Regions from separate parts of the Homo sapiens genome. Here region 1 is linked to region 2. Evidence: read pairs that join two places in POLR2A ChIA-PET (ENCODE). Cell type or tissue: Panc1. All regions are shown on one strand. Each heading gives the region's core, and the rest is flanking DNA. Links, peaks and the distances in the headings are about the cores only. Region 1 overlaps ADCY9 (adenylate cyclase 9). Region 2 overlaps CREBBP (CREB binding lysine acetyltransferase).

Region 1 (5,378 bases), core at 312-5,311, 250 kb before region 2:
CTCCCAAGTAGCTGGGATTTACAGATGTGTGCCACCACGCCCGGCTAATTTTTGTCTTTATGGTAGAGACGGGGTTTCGCCATATTGGCCAGGCTGGTCTTGAACTCCTGACCTCAGGTGATCTCCCTACCTCGGCCTCACAAAATGCTGGGATTACAGGCGTGAGCCACTATGCCCGGCCCATCAGGGACATTCTTAAGTGAAGCTGTCTGCCTTTCCTTTCGTAAGTGTGGGGTAGTGAAGGACAAGCTGAGGGCTAGTGCAGTTTGGTTTCCCTGCATCGGGACCTGCTCAGGCACTAGCAGTTTCACCCATGGCTTCTTCTGCACTGTCACTGCAAGTGTCAACACTGAAGAAGGCAAATGCTGTCTTAGTGTCATTGTGCAAATAGTTTAGACTCCACAGATGCCTTGCAAAGGCCTCAAGGACCTCTAGGGATCTGCGGATCACACTTTGAGTACTGCTTCGCTAGCTGGGCTGCAAGATGGGAAGACTGAGGGTTTTGTATGTGCCACCCAAACACGCATTCTCATGTGTGTGAAACAACGCCAATTGGAGTTGTCACACCCATTACATATTGCCTGTGGAAATAGCAAGTGACCTTAGTTCATACATTGACCTTTTCTTACAAAATCCTTAAAAATCTTTTGTGATTCTGGTAAATCTTTGTTGCTCATGTTCAAAGTGTGTGATAAAGACCATCAACTTCGAGCTGGCCATGGCTCGTGCCTGTAATACCAGCGCTTTGGGAGGCCGAGGTGGGTGGATCACCTGAGGTCAAGAGTTGGAGACCAGCCTGGCCAACACGGTGAAGCTCCGTCTCTCCTAAAAATACTATAATTAGCCAGGCGTGGTGGTGGGCACCTGTAATCCCAGCTACTCAGGAGGTTGAGGCAGGAGAATCACTTGAACCTGGGAGGCGGAGGCTGCAGTGAGCCGAGATGGCACCACTGCATTCCAGCCTGGGCGACAGAGCGAGACTCTGCCTCAAAAAACAAACACATGGCTGGGCGCAGTGAGTCACGCCTGTAATCCCAGTACTTTGGGAGGCCGAGGCGGGCGGATCACCTGAGGTCGGGAGTTCGAGACCAGCCTGACCAACATGGAGAAACCCCGTCTCTACTAAAAACACAAAATTAGCCAGGCATGGTGGCACATGCCTGTGGTCCCAGCTACTCGGGCGGCTGAGGTAGGAGAATTGCTTGAATCCAGGAGGCGGAGGTTGCGGTGAGCTGAGATCATGCCACTGCTCTCTAGCCTGGGCAACAAGAGCGAAACTCCATCTCAAAAACAAACAAACAAACAAAGAAACAACCATCAACTTTGTTTCTGTAAATTTTTTTTGGAAGGGCTCACCCTTGAATGGTTGGGTGCTTGGATTTTGATTTCTGATACATTCGGGCTTAATTCTCGGTTGTATGGTTTCCTAACTGTGGGACTTTGGGCAAGCTACCTAGGGGCGCTGCAATTTATAGGAATGATGGTGTCTCTGTCAGAGGGTCGTTGGGAGAATCAACTGGGATAATGCAAGAAAAGCACTTATTTGCATAGTGACTCGATGGTGGACAGCCATTCCATCAATAACTAACGCTCCCCGCTGGCTGAGTCACATTTCGTATTGCACTAAAGGGTGTTTCTTTCTTCCTGCGCTCAATCTGGCGCACATCTTGTGTCGTTCAGTACCGAAACCTAGAACACACTAGGGACTGTGATTGTGTCAGTTTCTCGTAATAAAAAGGGCAAGTGTCCAAAATACAAAATACTGATAGCTCGCCCTGGTTAAACTCTAGCTGCCGAACTTGGCAGCCTCTTTACTGAAAACCCTCGGGGGTTCAGCAGGCTCGTTCCTAGGCTGCTTCAGTTCCCCAGAGCCTGGAGGTTCTTAAGATGATGGGCCCCTCGATGGTTGAGGAATTATAAGCAGATCTTCAGCTGTGCAACTCCAGCTATTGGCCGTGGTTTGAACTAGAGTGGTTTTTTTCAACTGTACTGTATCCTACTGTAAACTCATTTGTTTATTCATTAAATATTGAATGGGTTCCTACCATTGGCAAGGCGAGGACTAGGTTCTGGAGATAGAGGGGTGGCCCCTGCCCTCTTGGGGCATGACGCCTAGAAAGGGAAGTAGACAGTGATCAAATAATCTGTACAGGCCAGGTGCAGTGGTCATGTCTATAATCCCAGCACTTTGGAAGGCCAAGGTAGGAGGATCGCTTGAGTCCAGGAGCTCGAGACCAGTCTGGGCAACATAGTGAGACCCTGTCTCTAAAAATAATAAATAATTAGCCGTGCATGGTGGCATGTGCCTGTATTCCAAGCTACTTGGCAGACTGAGATGGGAGGATCGTTTGAGCCCAGGTGGTCGAGGCTGCAGTGAGCTGTGATTGCACCACTGTACTCAGCCTGGGTGACAGAGCAAGACTCTGTCTCAAAAAAAAAAAAAAAAATCACCTGAACAAATATTGTACTAGACTTCCTGACTGTATTACAGATAGGGTTGAGATGATCTCTATTTTATAGATGAGAAGACTGAAGCACAGAGAGGTTAGGTAACTTGTGATGATCACACAGCCAGAAAGGGATACTAAATGGTGGAGCCAGTATTTAAACCCAAAGGCTGTATTAGAAAACACTAGTACCCATCTCACAGAATTGCTGCGAGGATTAAATGAGAAAATACAAGTTCTTAGAAAAGTTCTTGGCACATAATACCTGTCAGTAGAGAAGAGCTAGTGTTACTGAAAGTTGGAATAATTTTCTTAGCAGTGGCAGCAACAGCCAAAACAACGATACCTGTCTTTAGCTCTCTGCATTTACCCTGCTGTCATGTACCCTGCCCTCACGTATCCTGCTGTCTCAGCCACTGTGAAATCCTAGGATCCTGGGAGCCGTGTGTGTTTAGATGCTTTTATTTGCTTGGTTCTTTCCCTTTCTATACCATTTACAGACTGAGTTTGTTTTTTTCTTTTCTTTTTTTTTTTTTTTGAGACAAGAGTCTCACTCCTTTGCCCAGGTTGGAGTGCAGTGGCATAATCTCGGCTCACTGTAGCTTCCACCTGTATCAGACCATTCTAACACTGCTATAAAGTTGCTACCTGAGGCCAGGTGCATGGCTCACGCCTGTAATCCCAGCACTTTCGGAGGCTGAGGCGGGCGGATCACTTGAGCTCAGGAGTTCGAGACCAGCCTGTCCGACATGGCAAAACCCCGTGTCTACTAAAAATACAAAAAATTAGCCAGGCGTGGTGGCATACGCCTCTAATTTCAGCTACTTGGGAGGCTGAGGCAGGAGAATCGCTGGAACCTAGAAGGTGGAGGTTGCAGTGAGCCCAGATCGCGCCACTGTACTCCAGCCTGGGCAACAGAGTGAGACCCCATCTCAGAAACAAACAAACAAAAAAGATGCTACCTGAGACTGAGTAATTTATAAAGAAAGCAGGTTTAATTGGCACAGTTCTGCATGGCTGGGGAGGCGTCAGGAAACTTACAATCATGGCAGAAGATGAAGGAGAAACAAGGCGCATCTTAAATGGTGTCAGGAGAGAGAGAGAGTGAGAGAGAGAGCATGCGAAGGGGGAACTGCCACTTTTAAACCATCAGGTCTCGTGAGAACTCCCTCACTCTCACGAGAACAGCATGGGGGAAACCACCCCCATGATCTAGTCCCCTCCCACCAGGTCCCTCCCTCGACACATGGGGATTACAATTCAAGATGAGATTTGGGTGGGGACACAGAGCTAAACTATATCAACCTCCCAGGGTCAAGTGCTCCTCGTACCTCAGCCTCCCTGTGACTGCACATGTGCACCACCACGCCCAGCTGATTTTTTCAAATTTTTGAGAGAGACAGGGTCTTGCCATGTTGCCTAGGCTGGTCTCAAACTCCTGGGCTCAAGCCATCCTCCTGCCTTGGCCTCCCGAAGTGTTGGGATTACAGGCGTGAGCCAAGGCACCCAGCTGAGATGGTTTCTTAACGTCCTCCAAAGGTGATTTTTTTCAAGAATCAATATAAACTCTTGGATTTTAGCTTATTTGATGTATTTCATTCCATTACAGATACATGATTTTTGATGCTCAGATTGTCCCATTTGGGGCCCATGGGAGCCCCTTTAAGTTGGCTGCTGAGTCCTCTTCATGCAACCCCAGTGGTCTTTGATAACTTTCATACCCTTTTAGTAACCTTTTTAAAGAGTTGAGAAATTATAGGTATTAAAATCTCATTAATTCTGTTTGTCTGATATGTTTATTCAGAGAGACTGAGCTAAAGTTTACCCTCATCTTTTTTGAAAAGAAAATGAATAGTATATGCATGTTTCTATGAGGAAATAATGCCACCCAAGAAACGGTTTGTGCATCTTCGAGTTCCTTGGAAGCTTTAATTTGCATTCCTACAATTGAGAGCAATGTAGAATTTCTTTCTGTATCTTCCCACTAATGCCTGTTGAGGGGCAGGTGTCTGTGAATGTAGGTAAATCGTGATAAAAAAACAATAAAAAGGCCGGGCGTGGTGGTTCACGTCTGTAATCCCAGCACTTTGGGAAGCTGAGGCGGGTGGATCACTTGAGGTCAGGAGTTTGAGACCAGCCTGGCCAACATGGGGAAACCCTGTCTGTACTGGAAATACAAAAATTAGCCGGGTGTCGTGGCGCACACCTGTAATCCCAGCTACTCGGGAAACTGAGGCAGGAGAATTGTTTCAACCTGGGAGGCAGAGGTTGCAGTGAGCTGAGATCACACCACTGCACTCCAGCCTGGGTGACACGGTGAGAACTCTGTCTCCAAAAACAAAACAAAGCAAAACAAAACAAAACCAAAACAATAAAAAAAAATCCCAAACCAAAATGTAGATGACCTGTTTGCAGACTGAGGAGTCCTGCAGCAAACTCCATCCCCCAGGACAGCTGCGGAATGTTCTAGAAGGCCCAACTCTAGGAAATCCCTTAGTAGGAGCCTTGCTCTCAACAGTGCCTCCTGGAACGATGGGCCGGCCACTCTCTTTTCCATCTTGCATCATATGTATTTGACTTATTTTGTTTATAATCTGTTTCCACGCCACTGGAATGTATCTTAAGAGCAGGAATTTTCCATGTTTTACTTCCTGCTGTGTTCCTAGTGCTGGGAATATAGCCAGGCATATAATACATGCCTGATAATATTGGCTGAATGAATGAATGAATAAATGAATGAATATTACAGGCCAGACACAGTGGCTCATGCCTGTAATCCCAGCACTTTGGAAGGCCGAGGCGGGCGGATCACCTGAGGTCGGGAGTTTGAGACCAACCTGGCCAACATGGTGAAACCCCATCTCTACTAAAAATACAAAAATTAGCCGGGCTTGGTGGCGTGCACCTGTAGTCCCAGCTACTCGGGAAATT
Region 2 (5,378 bases), core at 255-5,254:
ACAGGCGCCCGCCACCGCGCCCGGCTAATTTTTTGTCTTTTTACTAGAGACGGGGTTTCACCGTGTTAGCCAGGATGGTCTCGCTCTCCTGACCTCGTGATCCGCCTGCCTCAGCCTCCCAAAGTGCTGGGATTACAGGCTTGAGCCACCATGCCCGGCCACACATACATTCTTAAAAGCATTTTAAAATTATAATTCAGTGAATTTGGAGTCTTCCCATTGTTTTCTTTTAATTTGTATATCTGAGTTTGCCCTCAACACCACACTATTTAATTATTGTTTTAGAATATGATAAATATAGTAGGGCTGTCCTTCTCATCTCTGTTTAACTTTTCTGTCTTCAGAATTTGAAGGGTATTTTTTCTTTATTTTCCCAAACAAACTTGTAAATCATTTTGACATTACTCTTTTTTTTTTTTTTTTTTTAATTTTTTTTTTTTTTTTGAGACGGTGTTTCGGTCTTGTTGCCCAGGCTGGAGTGCAATGGCGTGATCTTGGCTCACCGCATCCTCCACCTCCCGGGTTCAAGCTATTCTCCTGCCTTAGCCTCCCGAGTAGCTGGGATTACAGGCATGCGCTACCACACCCAGCTAATGACATGACTCTTAAGACATGCTAGTGTTCGTGCTGAATGCCCCATTAGGTTAAGATCATAGAAACGTGGCAGTTGGAGAGCTGTAAAGGTTGCTTAGTTTCTCATTTCCATTTCTGTTTAATTTCTAGATTTTGGATCATTGTTTGACTTGGAAAATGATCTTCCTGATGAGCTGATACCCAATGGAGGAGAATTAGGCCTTTTAAACAGTGGGAACCTTGTTCCAGATGCTGCTTCCAAACATAAACAACTGTCGGAGCTTCTACGAGGAGGCAGCGGCTCTAGTATCAACCCAGGAATAGGAAATGTGAGCGCCAGCAGCCCCGTGCAGCAGGGCCTGGGTGGCCAGGCTCAAGGGCAGCCGAACAGTGCTAACATGGCCAGCCTCAGTGCCATGGGCAAGAGCCCTCTGAGCCAGGGAGATTCTTCAGCCCCCAGCCTGCCTAAACAGGCAGCCAGCACCTCTGGGCCCACCCCCGCTGCCTCCCAAGCACTGAATCCGCAAGCACAAAAGCAAGTGGGGCTGGCGACTAGCAGCCCTGCCACGTCACAGACTGGACCTGGTATCTGCATGAATGCTAACTTTAACCAGACCCACCCAGGCCTCCTCAATAGTAACTCTGGCCATAGCTTAATTAATCAGGCTTCACAAGGGCAGGCGCAAGTCATGAATGGATCTCTTGGGGCTGCTGGCAGAGGAAGGGGAGCTGGAATGCCGTACCCTACTCCAGCCATGCAGGGCGCCTCGAGCAGCGTGCTGGCTGAGACCCTAACGCAGGTTTCCCCGCAAATGACTGGTCACGCGGGACTGAACACCGCACAGGCAGGAGGCATGGCCAAGGTAAGTGAACTGAAGCACTTTCAATACTTCCTACCTAACCGCGGGCTTTCCCTCCGAGTAATGCGTAAAATGGGACCACGTGGCCCACTCCTGTTTTTCCTCTTGGGCTCTCCACGTGCCACTCATGCTTGGAAGAGACAGATTTCTTTCTAGGATAAAGATCTCTGCCCCATTTCTGTCTTTAAAATGAGAATTCTTAAAGAAGTAGGACAGCTTGCAGGTCAGGCAGTTGGAAAGTACAGGGCCTAATGTGTCCGTGAACCTGGTAGAGGTTGCTTTCTGCCTGTGTACTGCCCACTGAGGAGGTGATCACTGGTCTGTATGCTCCTCTGTGGCCATCCAGTGAAGTATCTGTTGGCACAGTATCCATTTCACTGAATGAGAAAGCTGTGTTCCAGGGTTGTCAGCTCACTCCCTGCTATGTTAACAAGGAAGAGGTGGCAGAGCCGGGGAGAAGCACAGGCATTCGGGTCCCAGAGGAAACACCAGTGCAGTGGTTCTTCAAGTGGGGTCCCCTGGACCAGCAGCAGCAGCAGCATCCCCTAGAAGCTTGTTAGAAATGCAGACTTCTTTATTGACTCAGAAGCTCGGCGTGGGGCCTGGGCTTTAAGAAGCCTCCAGATGGGTGCTGGACACAGTGACTCACGCCTGTGATCCCAGCACTTTGGGAGGCCAAGGTGGGTGGATAGCTCAACTCTAGGAGTTTGAGACCAGCCTGGGCAATGTGGCGAAACCCTGTCTCTTGGAAAAAAAAAAAAAAAAAAAAAAAAAGCAGCAGCCTCCAGGTGGCTCCAAGGTCACGCACATCACACACACACACACACACACACACACACACACACACACACACACACACACACACACACACACACACACACACACACACACACACACACACACACACACACACACACACACGGCCAAGAGCTCTGCTAGGGAAAGGCCTGGACTGGGATTTGCAGCCACCAGCCTTGCAGCTGCCTTCTAGAGTAGGAACTGGACTTGGAGAAGGGGGAAGGCAGATGCCTGGATAGATGTGAGACAGCTGGAAAAGCCCAGGACTGACAGGAGCACAGAGAAGGAAGGGCAGCCTATTCCCACTGAAGTGACAAACACTGTGGATGCTCTGCGGCCAGAGGCTTCTCAACAGCAGCCACCAGGCACGTCTTCAGGCAGTGGAATTCAGCACATCCCAGAACAGAAAATCAGTTTGGGCTGTTCTTTGGATTTGTTTAGTCCCAAGTAGGGGTGAGGGAGAATAAGAGTAGAACACAGTTTCCCCAGAAGGTTGATGAGAGCGTTGGGTGACGGATGCAAAACCCTGTGAATGTCGGAAACGAGAGGATTTTTTTTTAACTTAAGAAATGAAGATGAAGTAATGCTCAATGTTTAAATTGCATTTGTCTTTTTTGAAATGTTAGTAGAGAGGAACGTGAACTTAAGTTTTACTTGTACCTGGCATTTTAAGAAGAGTCTGTATGAGTGTGTCAATTGAGAAGGAATTTCTCATGGGTTTATGGTTCCTGGAGAGATTGATCCTTGTTCCTTTTCCCAGTTCATTCATCACTCTACTCCTTACTTTTAAAACTCTGTCTATTCTGGAGAGTTTAAATCATATGAAGTCGACATAATAGTATAAAGCAATGATTCCCAAACTTTTTTTTAATCTCAAGACTCCTGAATAATCTTAACAATTACTGAGGACCCCAAAGAGATTTCTTTAACATGTGCAGTATACCTCTCAATATTTACTATATTAAATAGTAAAACAGAATATTGAAACACATTTCATCATCCGTCCAGTGCAGTGGAATCACACATCACAAAGTAACTAGAAAACTAGATCTACTGTGTTCTTGGGAGAGAATCAGAGGGAAAAGGCAAATCATATCTTAGGATTTTATGGAAATAGTTTTGACATCATGGTCCCCCTGAAAGGTCTGGGACCCTGGACTGCACTTCAAGAGCTTTTGATAACATGTATGTAGAAGTTAGACTTTGTACACCTAAACACAAAGCCATTATCACATGTTAACAGATTTAACAGTAACTTCATGTCAGCCAGTATCCACAGAATAGTCACGTTTCCAGTGGTCTCATATGTTGTAATTTTTTTTTTTTTTTTCTGAGATGGAGTTTCACTGTTGCCCAGTGTCTGGAGTGCAGTGGCACCATCTGGGCTCACTGCAACCTCCGCCTCCTGGGTTCAAGTGATTGTCCTGCCTCAGCCTCCTGAGTAGCTGGGATTACAGGCGCGTGCCACTGCTCCCGGCTAACTTTTTATATTTTTATTAGAGACGGAGTTTCACCATGTTGGCCAAGCTGGTCTCGAACTCCTGACCTCAAGCGAGCCACCTGCCTCTGCCTCCCAAAATGCTGGGATTACAGGCGTGAGCCACCACGCCCGGCCTATAAGTAGTTTTTATAGATTTTTACTCAAAATCTACATTTCAGTTAGTTGATATGCCTCTTAAGAATCTGTTCTCTGTTGGTCTGTGGGATCCTTACAATTTACTGAAGAAACATGTTTTGGTTGTTGTCTGCTATTTATCCTGGAGAGTGTCTTCCAGAAGTTGGACTTTGCTGATTACACCTGTAACACTTCATGCTTCTCTGTCCACCCAGGCTTTTCATTCCATCCTGGGGTTCCTTTATACAGAGTGGTCTTTCTTTCCAACAGCAACTCGTGGATGTCACTGGAAAGTGAGCCTCGTTAGCGTGCTGGGGACAGTTGTCTCTTGTTTCCTATAGGTATCTCAAAGCAGCCCACTAGAGGTGGATAGAGTGCATTTTTTTAAAGATGTGTCGTTGCCTTTGGGTGGAATGAAAGACCAAGTAGTGGTGGGCAGAAAGTAAGAGGGAGAGACAAGTCCATTTTAAACCATTCCCTCTCTAGAACCTTACGATAGCAGAGCCAACTAGATTTTAAGATGCACAGGGAAAAGGCGCTTTTTTTAAGATAATTTTGTTTTAAGAACGATTACACAGGAAGTATATCCTATGAAATAATTAAAATAGTAGGAAAAGAGCAACATCCTCCTTACAGATAAAGATTTAAAATACATAATGAAACCAGACTACATAAGCACCTTACTGTTTTACTTGGCAGTGTACCTTAGATGGCCTCTGTGACACTGCACAGAGATTTTTTTTTCTTACTGATAGCAAAGTATTCCATTATATGATACATCATAATTTATTGATCTCATCCTCTGAGGATGAACATTTGGATTGTTTCTGACTTTTTGCTAGTGCAGCAATGCCTGTACACATGTGTCATGGATTAGATTCTGAAAAGGAGAATTAATGGGTCACAGACTTGTTTAAAGTTTGTTTTTAGAAAGTAAACATGCACATGGTTTAACGACAAACAACCATAAAAATACTCTTAAGAGTAAGAACCAGAGAGTTAATTCTTAATTCTTGAATTTTGGTTCTCCCAAATTCTCACCAAAGGCAACTATTATTTCTTATCTGTCCTGCCAGTGATGATGTATGCGTATAGAGGCGTAGAGAGAGGGGTGTGGGTATGTGTGTGCTATCTCCCCAGACATAAAGAGTAGCATTACACAGCGTTTTCTTGTGAGTGTAGATGTTCCCCTCCCCACCCACCACTTAACAATACAAGTTGGAAATTCTTCCATGCTCCGCGTAGCTGTCAGTCATTCTTCATAGGTACAATAGGAATTCCTGATTTGGGTATATCGTAATTTAAGGACTTGTGCCATGTAGGCTGAGCATTTAGGTTATTCCCAGTATTTTGCTGTTTTCACAGTTTTGCTTTGAACACATTGTACATATATCTTTGTACAGCTGAGTGACCATATCTGCTAGATAATTTATTGGACATGCAATTTCTGAATTAAAAGATACTGAGATTTTAAATCAGCATAGATAATCTCAGATACTCTTCAGAAATATTGTGCAAATTACACCTTCATC

What was found. Peaks named below come from ENCODE experiments on the same cell type or tissue, not always from the same donor. Only the 100,000 strongest peaks of a DNase experiment are listed, where the experiment ranks them.
Region 1: POLR2A ChIA-PET joins it to region 2 with 14 read pairs; 6 of 35 experiments call an interaction of 5 or more read pairs at or near these places.

The regions. Positions count from the first base shown.
Region 1 is chr16:4,098,351-4,103,728 of GRCh38, reverse strand. All of the region lies in intron 2 of ADCY9 (adenylate cyclase 9), which reads left to right. Among named protein-coding and RNA genes, the nearest start is that of ADCY9, 15 kb to the left of the region's middle. In Panc1, for the core only: no CTCF peak of the experiment used is centred there; no DNase peak of the experiment used is centred there; H3K27ac peaks cover 4,137 bases.
Region 2 is chr16:3,846,355-3,851,732 of GRCh38, reverse strand. CREBBP (CREB binding lysine acetyltransferase) reads left to right here. Exons shown (of 31, transcript NM_004380.3): 2 at 724-1,436. Among named protein-coding and RNA genes, the nearest start is that of CREBBP, 32 kb to the left of the region's middle. In Panc1, for the core only: no CTCF peak of the experiment used is centred there; no DNase peak of the experiment used is centred there.